2 separate regions of the Homo sapiens genome follow, and region 1 is linked to region 2. Evidence: read pairs that join two places in POLR2A ChIA-PET (ENCODE). Cell type or tissue: GM12878. All regions are shown on one strand. Links, peaks and the distances in the headings refer to the core of each region. The heading gives the core; the rest is flanking DNA.

What was found. Peaks named below come from ENCODE experiments on the same cell type or tissue, not always from the same donor. Only the 100,000 strongest peaks of a DNase experiment are listed, where the experiment ranks them.
Region 1: POLR2A ChIA-PET joins it to region 2 with 5 read pairs; 3 of 35 experiments call an interaction of 5 or more read pairs at or near these places.

The regions. Positions count from the first base shown.
Region 1 is chr11:110,312,317-110,317,704 of GRCh38, forward strand. No RefSeq gene overlaps it. Among named protein-coding and RNA genes, the nearest start is that of RDX, 18 kb to the left of the region's middle. In GM12878, for the core only: no CTCF peak of the experiment used is centred there; no DNase peak of the experiment used is centred there.
Region 2 is chr11:109,997,112-110,002,499 of GRCh38, forward strand. No RefSeq gene overlaps it. Among named protein-coding and RNA genes, the nearest start is that of ZC3H12C, 94 kb to the right of the region's middle. In GM12878, for the core only: no CTCF peak of the experiment used is centred there; a DNase peak (open chromatin) is centred at 3,070; H3K27ac peaks cover 1,622 bases.

The DNA of each region.
Region 1 (5,388 bases), core at 179-5,178, 320 kb after region 2:
AGGCCTCAGGAAACTTACAATCATGGCAGAAGGGGAAGCACAAACATCTTTCTTCAGATGATGGCAGAAAGGAGAAGAGCCAAGCAAAAGGGGGGAAAGTCCCTTATAAAACCATCAGATCTTGTGAGAACTCACTCATTATCATGAGAACAGCAGTATGGGGGTAACCATCTTCATGATTCAGTTACTTCCCATGGGGTCTCTTCACAACATGTGGGGATTATGGAAACTGCAATTCAAGATGGCATTAGCAAACCAGATTGCTAAGTAATCACCGTTTTTCACCAGGTGACAATTTCTACCAAAAACCTATAATAAAACATTAAGCTAAAAAGAAAAGTGAACTCATCATTTCACAAGCTATGCCTTAAAAGTCTTACAAAATGTTTACTTGCTTGTGTATTAGAGTCAGAGACTATTTATGGCAGAGATTTTGTATATTAGCAAAAGAAAAATAAAATTATTAACATGCTTTTTAGAGTAAGAAATGTATGACTTGCAGTTTAATGCAATGTTAATAAATATGACACTGCTCATCTCATAAAAGTAATGCTCTGGTTTTTACTTTTCCATAAAGCTGAGTCATATATTTTAAATAGGATGTCAAAATAACAATTTCCTTCAAAGAATTTCCTTGTTTCTTTAAATGGAGAGGAAAAATGGTGTTAAAATGTAAGAGCCCCATGACATTCAATGCTTTGAAGAATATGGTAAGACAGGCTATCTTATATACTTTTATATACTTTCAATAGGAGTGTAAATTGGTGCAAAATTCCTAAAAATCAATTTGGCGTTATGTATCAGAAGTCTTAAATATATTTATATTCTTTGGTCATTTATCAGTTTCTAATAATCTGAACTAAAAAATAAGAACATGGCTTAACACAAACATACAAAGATATTCAACACAGCCTTATATATAATAGTGAAAACTTGAGAACGTACTAAGTGTTCCCCCAAAAAAGTTAAATAAATTATATTATACAATGTATAACATAATATAACAACGTATGTAATAAACAATGTAATGTTTCTTATTCAAAAGAAAAATTGCATTAAAAATTATGTCACTATATGTAAAAATGCTTATAATGTAATGTTAAATTAAAATCAAAATACAAGCCGGGTGCAGTGGCTGACACCTGTAATCTCAGCACTTTGGGAGGCCAAGGCGGCTGGACCACTTGAGGTCAGGAATTCGAGAATAGCCTGGCCAACATAGTGAAACCCTCTCTCTATTAAACATACAAAAATTAGCCAGGTGTGGTGGCATGTGCCTTAGTCCCAGCTACTCAAGAGGCTGAGGTGGGCCGGGTGCGGTGGCTCATCCCTGTAATACTAGCACTTTGGGAGACCAAGATGGTCCGGTCACCTGAGGTCGGGAGTTCCAGACCAGCCTGACCAACATGGAGAAGCCCCATTTCTACTAAAAATACAAAATTAGCTGGACGTGGTGGCACATGCCTGTAATCCCAGCTACTTGGGAGGCTGAGGCAGGAGAATCACTTGAACCCTGGAGGTGGAGGTTGCGGTGAGCCAAGATTGCGCCATTGCACTACAGCCTACAGTTGGAGAGCGAAACTCCAACTCAAAAAAAGGAGGCTGAGGTGGGAGAATCGCTTGAACCTGGGAGGCAGAGGTTGCAGTGAGCCAAGATCATACCACTGCACTCCAGCCTGGGTGACAGAGTGACACTCCGTCTCAGAAAATAAATATATAATAAAAAATAAAAATAAAATAAAGATTCAAAATATTACATGCAATATAATCCCAATTTCAACAAATTGCTGTGTTTAAGTGTCCATTAAAAAGTTGCTTTCTTATTAATTTAGAAGAGATATTTTTATTTTCTAGATAAAGTCTTTGTCTGATAAAAGTTTTGTCAAGATTTTCTCCTAGTTGTGGTTTGCTGTTTCATTTTCATAGTAATGTCTTTTAAAAAGCAAATATTTTTAATTTTGATGAAGTGAAATTTGGTTTTCTCTTTTATTTCATGATTTTTTGTGAACTCTTTAACAAACTAAACATCTATAGAATTTTCTTCTAAGACCAGGCAATGGTGCCTCATGCCTGTAATCTCAGCATTTTGGAAAGCCAAGGCAGGCAGATGGCTTGAGCCCAGGAGTTTGAGATCAGCCTGGGCAACATGGAGAAATCTCGTCTCTACAAAAAATACAAAAATTAGCTCAGAGTAGTGGCACTTGCCTGTAGTCCCAACTACTCAGGAGGCTGATGTGGGAGAATCACTTCAGTCCAGGAGGTGGCAGTTGCAGTGAGCCCAGATCTCACCACTGCACTCCAGTCTGCACAACAGAGTGAGACCTTGTATAAAAAAAAATAAATAAACCTTTTTGCTTCTATGTATTTCTTCTAGATCTAATAGTTTTGACTTCTACAGTGAGGTCTGTAATGCATTTCTTTCCTTTTTTTTTTTTTTAGACAGAGTCTCACTCTGTCACCCAGACTGGAGTGCAATGGTGCGATCTCGGCTCACTGCAACCTCTACCTCCCAGGTTCAAGTGGCTCTCCTGTCTCATCCTCCTGAGTAGCTGGGATTACAGCACATGCCACCACGCCTGGCTAATTTTTGTAATTTTAGGAGAGATGGGGTTTCAGCATGTTGGCCAAGCTGGTCTAGAATTTCTGACCTCGTGATCCACCCACCTCTGCCTCCCAAAGTGTTGGGATTACAGCCGTGAGCCACCGTGCCCGGCCAGTAATGAGTTTCACGTTAATATTTTGCATATCATGTGAATCAAGTGTTGAGAATCATGGGGGATGGATAATGACTAATTTTTCTGGCACCATTTATTGAAAAGATTTTTCCCCCTTTGAATTGACCTGGTACATTTGCGGAAAACCAGTTGAGTCTCTTTCTGGACTCTGTCTTCCATTCTGTTACTCGAAATGTCTCATTTATGCCAATTCCCCATACCTTTGATACCGTAGATTTATAATAATTTTGAATATAATAATTTTGAAACCAGGTAGTATATGTCTATCAACTGTTCTTTCAAATGTGTTTTGACTATTCCAGGTACTTTCCATTTTTATATGAATTTTGGAATCAGCTTTTTAATTACTACAGAAAAAAGAATGCTACAATTTCTATTGGAATTTTATTGAATGTAAAGGTCAATTTGGGAAGAACTGATGTTTTAACACTATTGAGTCTGCTAATTCATCAACATGCTGCATGTCTCCGTTACTATGTCTTCTTTAATTTTTCTCAGCAATGTTGTCTTTTTCAAAGTTTATCCTTAAATATTTTCGATTTTTATTTTATTGTAAATGGTATTGCTTTTAAAATTATCAAGTTTGGTTTGTTCATCACCAGTTTGTAGGAATATAATTTATTTTTGTATATTGACCTTGTATTCCACAACATTGCTAAACTCAATTATTAGTCGTAGTAGCTTTTTCAGCAATTCCATAGGATATTCTATAGGTGATCATATTGTCTGCAAATAAAGACAGTTTTACTTTTCCTTTCCAATATGTATGTCTTTTATTTCTTTTTCTCACTTTTCTGTACAACCTAAGATATCCAGTACAATCTCAAATAGAGGTTATAAGAGTGGATATCCTTTGGTCATTCCCAATGCCAAGGGAAAAGCATTAGGTCTTTACCATTAAATGTGAAGTTAGCTGTAGGTTTTTCACAGGTGCCTTAGTTCATTTTGTGCTACTATAACAAAATACCTGAGACTGGGTAATATGTAAAAAACAGAAATGTATTTTCTTTTTCTTTTTTGAGATGAAGTCTTGCTCTGTCACCCAGGCTGGAGTGCAGTGGTGTGATGTCGACTCACTGCAACCTCTACCTCCCAGGTTCAAGCAAGTGTCCTGCCTCAGCCTCCTGAGTAGCTGGGATTACAAGCATGGGCCACCATGCTAGGCTAGTTTTTGTATTTTTAGTAGGGACAGGTTTTGCCATATTGGCCAGGCTGGTCTTGAACTCCTGACTTCAGGTGATCCATCCGCCTCGGCCTCCCAGAGTGCTGGGATTACAGGCATGAGCCACTGTGCCAGACCAGAAATGTATTTTCTTATAGTCCTGGAGGCTGGGAAGTACAAGATCAAGGTTCTGGCACCTGGTGAGGGCTCCTGTCTTCTTCTAAGGTGGCACTGTGAACTTGGCATGCTCTGGTCAGGAGGAATGCTGTGTCCTCACATGACAGAAGATGGAAGGGCAAAAAGGGGTAAACTCAGATAAGCCCTTTTATAAGGACAACCAATCCCATCGATGAGGATGGAGTCCTCGTAACTCAATCACCTCCCAAAAGCCACTCCTTCAAATACTGGTGTGTTGGGATTGAGTTTTAACATGAATTTTGGTTGAGACAAAAACATTCAAACCCTAGTAGTGCCCTTTATCAGATTGAGGGCATTCCCTACTATTCATATTTTGCTGAGACTTTTTGTTAATAGATATTGGATTTTTGAACATTTTAATCATTATTTGAAATTTCAGCAATTACTTTAATATAATTTTTAAATTTGCACCAAATACAGACAAGATCAAGTCATGTTTTAATTTTTCTAGGAAATGTATTAATGGATATATAAAGTCTCCAGTTACTAAAAATTAAGAATGCCCCTATTAATATTTAAAACACAAATGTTTGACTTCTTTAGGACAGTTTACTAATAAAACCTTTAATGATTTGAGTTTTAGGACTATTTTCTCTTCACAACCAACAATTTAGATTTTAGTTATAATATGACAAGGCAGTTAAAATTGGAGATGTGCTAATGAAGCAGCAATTGCTGCCATGTGCTAATGAATACAGATATTTGGTTACAAAGATATATATGTATAAGCCTTGAGTTATACATTGTAGATGATGTTTGAGTATCAGGTTACCTTTGCTCCTCTCTCTTCTTTGAATGAATGGAGACCAGGCTGCCATATGGGAAATGTGTCTTTCCTTATTTAATATAGTGTAGCCTCACAAGCATGTATTTTAGGAGATTTGGACTAAGGTAAAGTCAGCTTTGATAGAGACTAACAAAGTCAAAAGAGAACCACCAAAAATAAAATTCCCCAAACACCCCCAAATCAAAAAGCTGATACCAAAGACCCATTGTTTATCGTAGGTGCATAATGTACCATTTTATGAAAATATACAAAGATATTATTATAACTTCTACACAGATTGTCAGGAAATCCTTTTTTAAAAAAGGAAAAGACCCACACGTAATTTACTATTACTTGGAAAAATCCATTGGTTTGTGTGATAAACACTAAAATAGACTGATTATTCATCTGGCTAGATGCCAAGCCGTTCTTCTGTGAACTCTAAGATAATGGCCCTTCATTGTTCTGTGTGTTATCGTTGCCAATTCCTGTCAGACTGGTCCTCAGCAGTTAGTGGGCTTCTGTCA
Region 2 (5,388 bases), core at 318-5,317:
TTTTTTTAGAGACAGAGTCTCACTCTGTTGCCCAGGCTGGATGGAGTGCAGTGGTGCGATCTCGGCTCACTACAACCTCTGCCTCCCGGGTTCAAGTGATTCTCCTGCCTCAGCCTCCCAGGTGGCTGGGATTACAGGATTACAGGTGCACACCACCATGCCTGGATAATTTTTGTGGGTTTTTTTTTTTTTTTTGAGATGGAGTCTCGCTCCTGTCATGCAGGCTGGAGTGCAGTGGTGCAATCTCGGTTCACTTCAACCTCCACCTCCCAGGTTCAAGCGATTTTCCTTCCTCAGCCTCCCGAGTAGCTGGGATTACAGGCGTGCGCCACCATGCCGGCTAATTTTTGTATTTTTAGTAGAGACAGGATTTTGCCATGTTGGCCAGGCTGGTCTCGAACTCCTGACCTCAGGTGATCCACCCCCCTCCTCAGCCTCCCAAAATGCTAGTATTACAGGCATGAGCCACCACACCCAGCCCATAATATAACATTTGTATTTTTATTTATTCCTCCTCTACTTATTCTGGGATGGCTGGCCATGTTTATGTTTTGATACTCAGGTATTATTCTTAGGAGAAGGACGCCTTTAGGTATTAAGTCTAATTATAAAGATTCCAACCGGGTCTGCCTGTCTTAAAAGTTGGTGATCTTCTTCGTCATCACATCCTGATGCCTCTGTGGCCCACGGAGAGCCCAGCAACAAAATCACAAGGCCCACCATGGTAGAGAGTGGCACAGAGGACACCTGGGGACCTCCCCGCGGGAATGTGCAGGCACCACTGATGCAGCCCAGCCCAGACTGGCCCTTCCAACATGGACCCCCAGTGGAGACCATCTGGTTCCTGAAGGTTTCTGATCCTCAGGCTGCAGCCCCCACACGCTAGTGCTTTACACCAGTGGGGCGAAGAGGCTGAGGAGCTGTGAAGGGAGGCCTTGAGGAATTCTTTGTCCCCTGAATGGGCCCACTCCCTAGATTCAATCCTAGGACTTGGCATTCGTCTCTCTACAGTTTAAACAATGTTTTTGAGCACACAATATGTACCAGACCCTGTTCCAGGCTGCTTTTTAATTTTCTAATTTTTAAAAATTTTTGAGACAGGGTCTGGCTCTGTGGCCCAGACTGGAATGCAGTGTCATGATCACGGTTCACTGCAGCCTTGACCTCCCAGCTCAAGTGATCCTCCCACCTCAGCCTCCTGAGTAGCTAGGCCTATGGGCATGTGCCACCACACCTGGCTAATTTTTTTATTTTCATAGAGACAGGGTCTTGCCGTGTTACCCAGGCTGGTCTTGAACTCCTGGACTCAAGCTATTCTCCTGCCTCAGCCTTTCAGGGATTATAGGAGGGATTATAGGTGTGAGCCACTGCACCAAGCCCAGGCTGCTTTTTTGGAAAGCACATATTTTTCAAGACTTCCCTCAGATCTGATGAGTGGATTAAAGTTCTAGAACTCATGTTTGGTTTCAAATTGCTTCCCATTCAGGGATTGTCAGACAACAGTCTGTAGGCAGTGCTGATCCGTGGCATAGTTCCAGCAGGCTGAGAAAAATTAGAGATAAGTGCAATAGAGTGAGTTTTTAATGAAGCTACATCTATTCCATCTAAAAGTTTGTTCTTTATTCTGATATGATATCCTTCCTCTTTTTAGATTTAAAGTAGCATTTCTTTCATGAAATGATAGTAGATAGTAGGGTTTTTTTAATGTTCTTAACTGAAAAATAAAAAGTTGGCCATCCTGTGACCCCCAAATAAATTAATATATAGATTGATAAATGATGTATCACTCTGTGAACCCAGACATGTGTGGCTTTGTTCTCTGACATTTGCTTTCTGCAGCTCTCAGGACTCTCCATGCTGAAAAGACACAATGCAATATTTCTGCAGTCCTCTCTCTCTCTCTCCGCAAATTCACCTTGGCCAGCAATACAAATGGTCCAGTTATTCAAGGAGCCAGATTTTCTCTGGAGGGATGGGGGCTGCATTATGCAGAGTCCCGCCCCGGGGCAGTTGGAAGAACACACTGCTTTGCAAACTGTTGCTGAGCCTGAGTATTTCTAAGCCTTCCAAAATCCTTGGTACAGTCTGTCCTCACATTGCCAACTGAGGGAATAATCCTGAATACTTGGTCCCCCACATATTCTACTAAGGAAGCTCATCATATTCCAGTGTCATTCTGAAAGAAAGATTCTCAAATATACATTTGGCAATCATCACCAATCTGACAAATTTGACCTGAATCTGTCTTCAAAAATTCTAAAGAAAAAAAGAATGAAAATTGGAGGTTATAATTTTACCAATATCAAGCCAAAGATAGACATGTTTCACCTTCATTTACATCAAGCTTTTATCCTCCAAAATTTTAAAACCATTTCTAATGTTACCTCCATCATTTAGCAATTAAAATTTTAGGGAGTTTACTTGAAACGCAAGTTGAATTTGGAAGTTTGGCTCATTTGACGTGGCCTAGTTAAATATGGCAATTCCCTTCTTTTTGCCACAGGAGGCAGCTTGGGGTAGAGAATTTGGGTCTGTCTGACAGCAAAGACCTGAGTTTGAATCTTGACTGAAAATTATTCAGTGGCTATGTTACTTTCAGAAGGCTTTTAACCTCTCTAATCCTTAGCTTCATAATGTGTAAAATGGGTATTGTAAGACCAACAGCATGTAATTGTAATGAGTCTGGCATAAAGTAAATGCCAATCCTGTAAAATGCTAATCCTGTTTTTTAATCTAATTAGATATCTAATTTTAATTTTAAATGAACTTAAGCAGGATGTCTTTTTTCCGTTTTTAATATTTTAAAAACTGGGAGGAAGAATCTATGAAGGCAAGTTTGTTTTTCAAGTTTGTGAAGAGTTACACAAATGATTCTAGAGTAAAATGGCCTTATACCAAATGTTTTACCTACTCACAGTGCCAAATATCCACAATGTCAAACAAGAACTGCAAATGTTCTCAGCTTTAATTTCACACCAATGTCACTTTAACCAAACAGTCTCCTTAGCAGGGTACTTCAGTGCTGAATCATTATTGACTCAGAGGTTTATAAATACCACTACTTGTATTACTTGGAGTTTTCTTCAGTGGTTCCCTATCGCCCTCTCTAAGTTCGGTTAAGCCTGACCGTGCAAAGGGAGTAATATCTGACATGCTCACTTCCCACATTAGTGGGGTTGCTAAGCCTGTATGACGTACATGATACATTTATAAAAAGGAACATTCTAAAAATAAGTTTAATGTATTCTCATTCAACTCCCTAAAAAACTGATGTAACTTGAAGACAGCAAGTTATGCTCATCAGTTTTCTCTAACAGCTTAGTAAATGTCAGAAAGAAACGGAAATGTTCTAAATAAGGACATCACTCGAAGTCCTTACAAAGTAAATCAGAATGCATACTTTTTCTATAAAAAAGCTTTAAAAAGATGATATAAATATATAATGTTCAAAGTCTAAATCTCATTTAGTAGGAATGGTTTAAAGATAACACTCGAAAAGACAGCTAAGGTGTTAGGTGGAAAGCAGCGGAAATGTATATAAAATCATTTCAATAAGGGATTTACTTAAGGAATAGGGTGAGGAATTACAGATATACAGTCCACACTGTTAGAGTCAACTCATCATCTATGGTAACAATAATGGGCAACAGGGAAGATAATCTAAAAATCCTGTATATTCACTTTTATATTCTAACATTATTGTTTGCAGTAGATTTATCTTCCCAACTATATTTAAGATTTGTTTGCCTTTTTGGGTATTAATTACCTGATGGATGGAGAAAGATACCCAATAGCACTCTCAAGGGCACAGCAAAGCCAAAAAAGTAACATTTTGCCAGAGATTATCTACAAAAATAAATTGTGTCTGTAAGAGAGTAAGAGATGTGGCCTGGATCACTGAGAGCGTGGAGTGAGGCCAATCCAAATAATTGATGTCTCTACAGTCTATCAGCCACTACCCGACAGTGGCCCAGGGATAAGGGTGGATGCAAGCACTTCTACTCCCTGCAATTACTCTCCTTTCTTTCCCTCAGGCACGAACCCCACTCCTCCAGAGTGGTTGTGGTCAGAGCATTTTGGGCAATAGGCCTCACAAAAGAAGCATCTTCAAATTCAGGGGACAAATCCAAAGGAAGCTAATATGAATCAACTGAAAAATGAACGAGCTGAGCCACATGCTGAGAGTGACCTGAAGAAAAATCGGTAAAGAAGTTTTATCAAGTGACTTGGGTGTTTTGATTCTTAAGAAGGAAATGAAATGCAAAATTTGCAATTTATGCAGAATTCTCTGTAATCTCTTGAATTCCAAGGGAAGTGACAGGTCTGTTTCAAATCCTTCTCCCGGAAACAGACAAAATTATAAAAGTAAAATACTGGAACAAAGTTTCAGTGCTGAGAGTAAGTGATGTTGCCAACATCTTATAAACTGGGAAGATTAAAGCAAAGGTGAAACAAGATCAAAAGCTCTCACTGAAAGCCCCCTCTGGTTTTCCCACTCTGGAAGTGGTGCAGTGCAGTAAGAAGTTAAGCAAATCTTTATAAGTATCACCAGCAATCCTGAATAATGAGAAATGAGGGCAAGAGGTGAGGGTGAGCAGTAGACCAGACAGAGCCACAGGTCAGAGGCTACAGGGACAGGGCAGAAGAAGCAAGCCTGTGGGTACATCAGAAAACTCTGCAGCAACTCAGTGTGCCACCTGCCCAGTTTCTCAATAGCAGCCCTAGGGTTATACTGACATGAGGGAGCACTTTCCTAAAATGGGGAAGCGGGGCAGGACCCTCAATCCCACTCTGAGAAGGCAAGAAGGACCATGAGACAGATGAAGACCACTCCCCATGGAGGTGCTTTTGCTATTGACACTAACCGCAGTGTATATTGGAGCAGGGCCACCAATGAAACTCTGCCGGCCACAGGAGTTTTCTCTCATCCAAAATTTGACCTAACTGGCCATTTCCTTCTGATATATTCAAATGTATTCCCAAATTAAAGGGACAGCACTCCACAATGACAGGACACTCCCCAATTTGGTGGATAAAAGCCCCAGGAAACATCCCAGAGGAAGCTGTACCCATTCTGTGCACTTGGATTAGAGGTCAGCTGAACAGAAAACTGGATATAAAAATACTGGCCTCTGGTGCAATAATCTCTACAAAGAGAGAAAACAGAGCTTCAGTGACAAACATCCCTTCTTTTCTGACCCACATGCAACCCCAATTTCCTCTCTACACTATTCAAGTTGCCGAATGAGCAAATGATATTCTCCAGCAACATCCAGCTCTCCAGGTTATCTACGAGAAAACAAACAAACAAACAGTCTGGAATTGGCCATCTTCTCTGTGAAATTTAATGCCAAAAGAAACATTAAATGCCAAAAACATAATGGGATC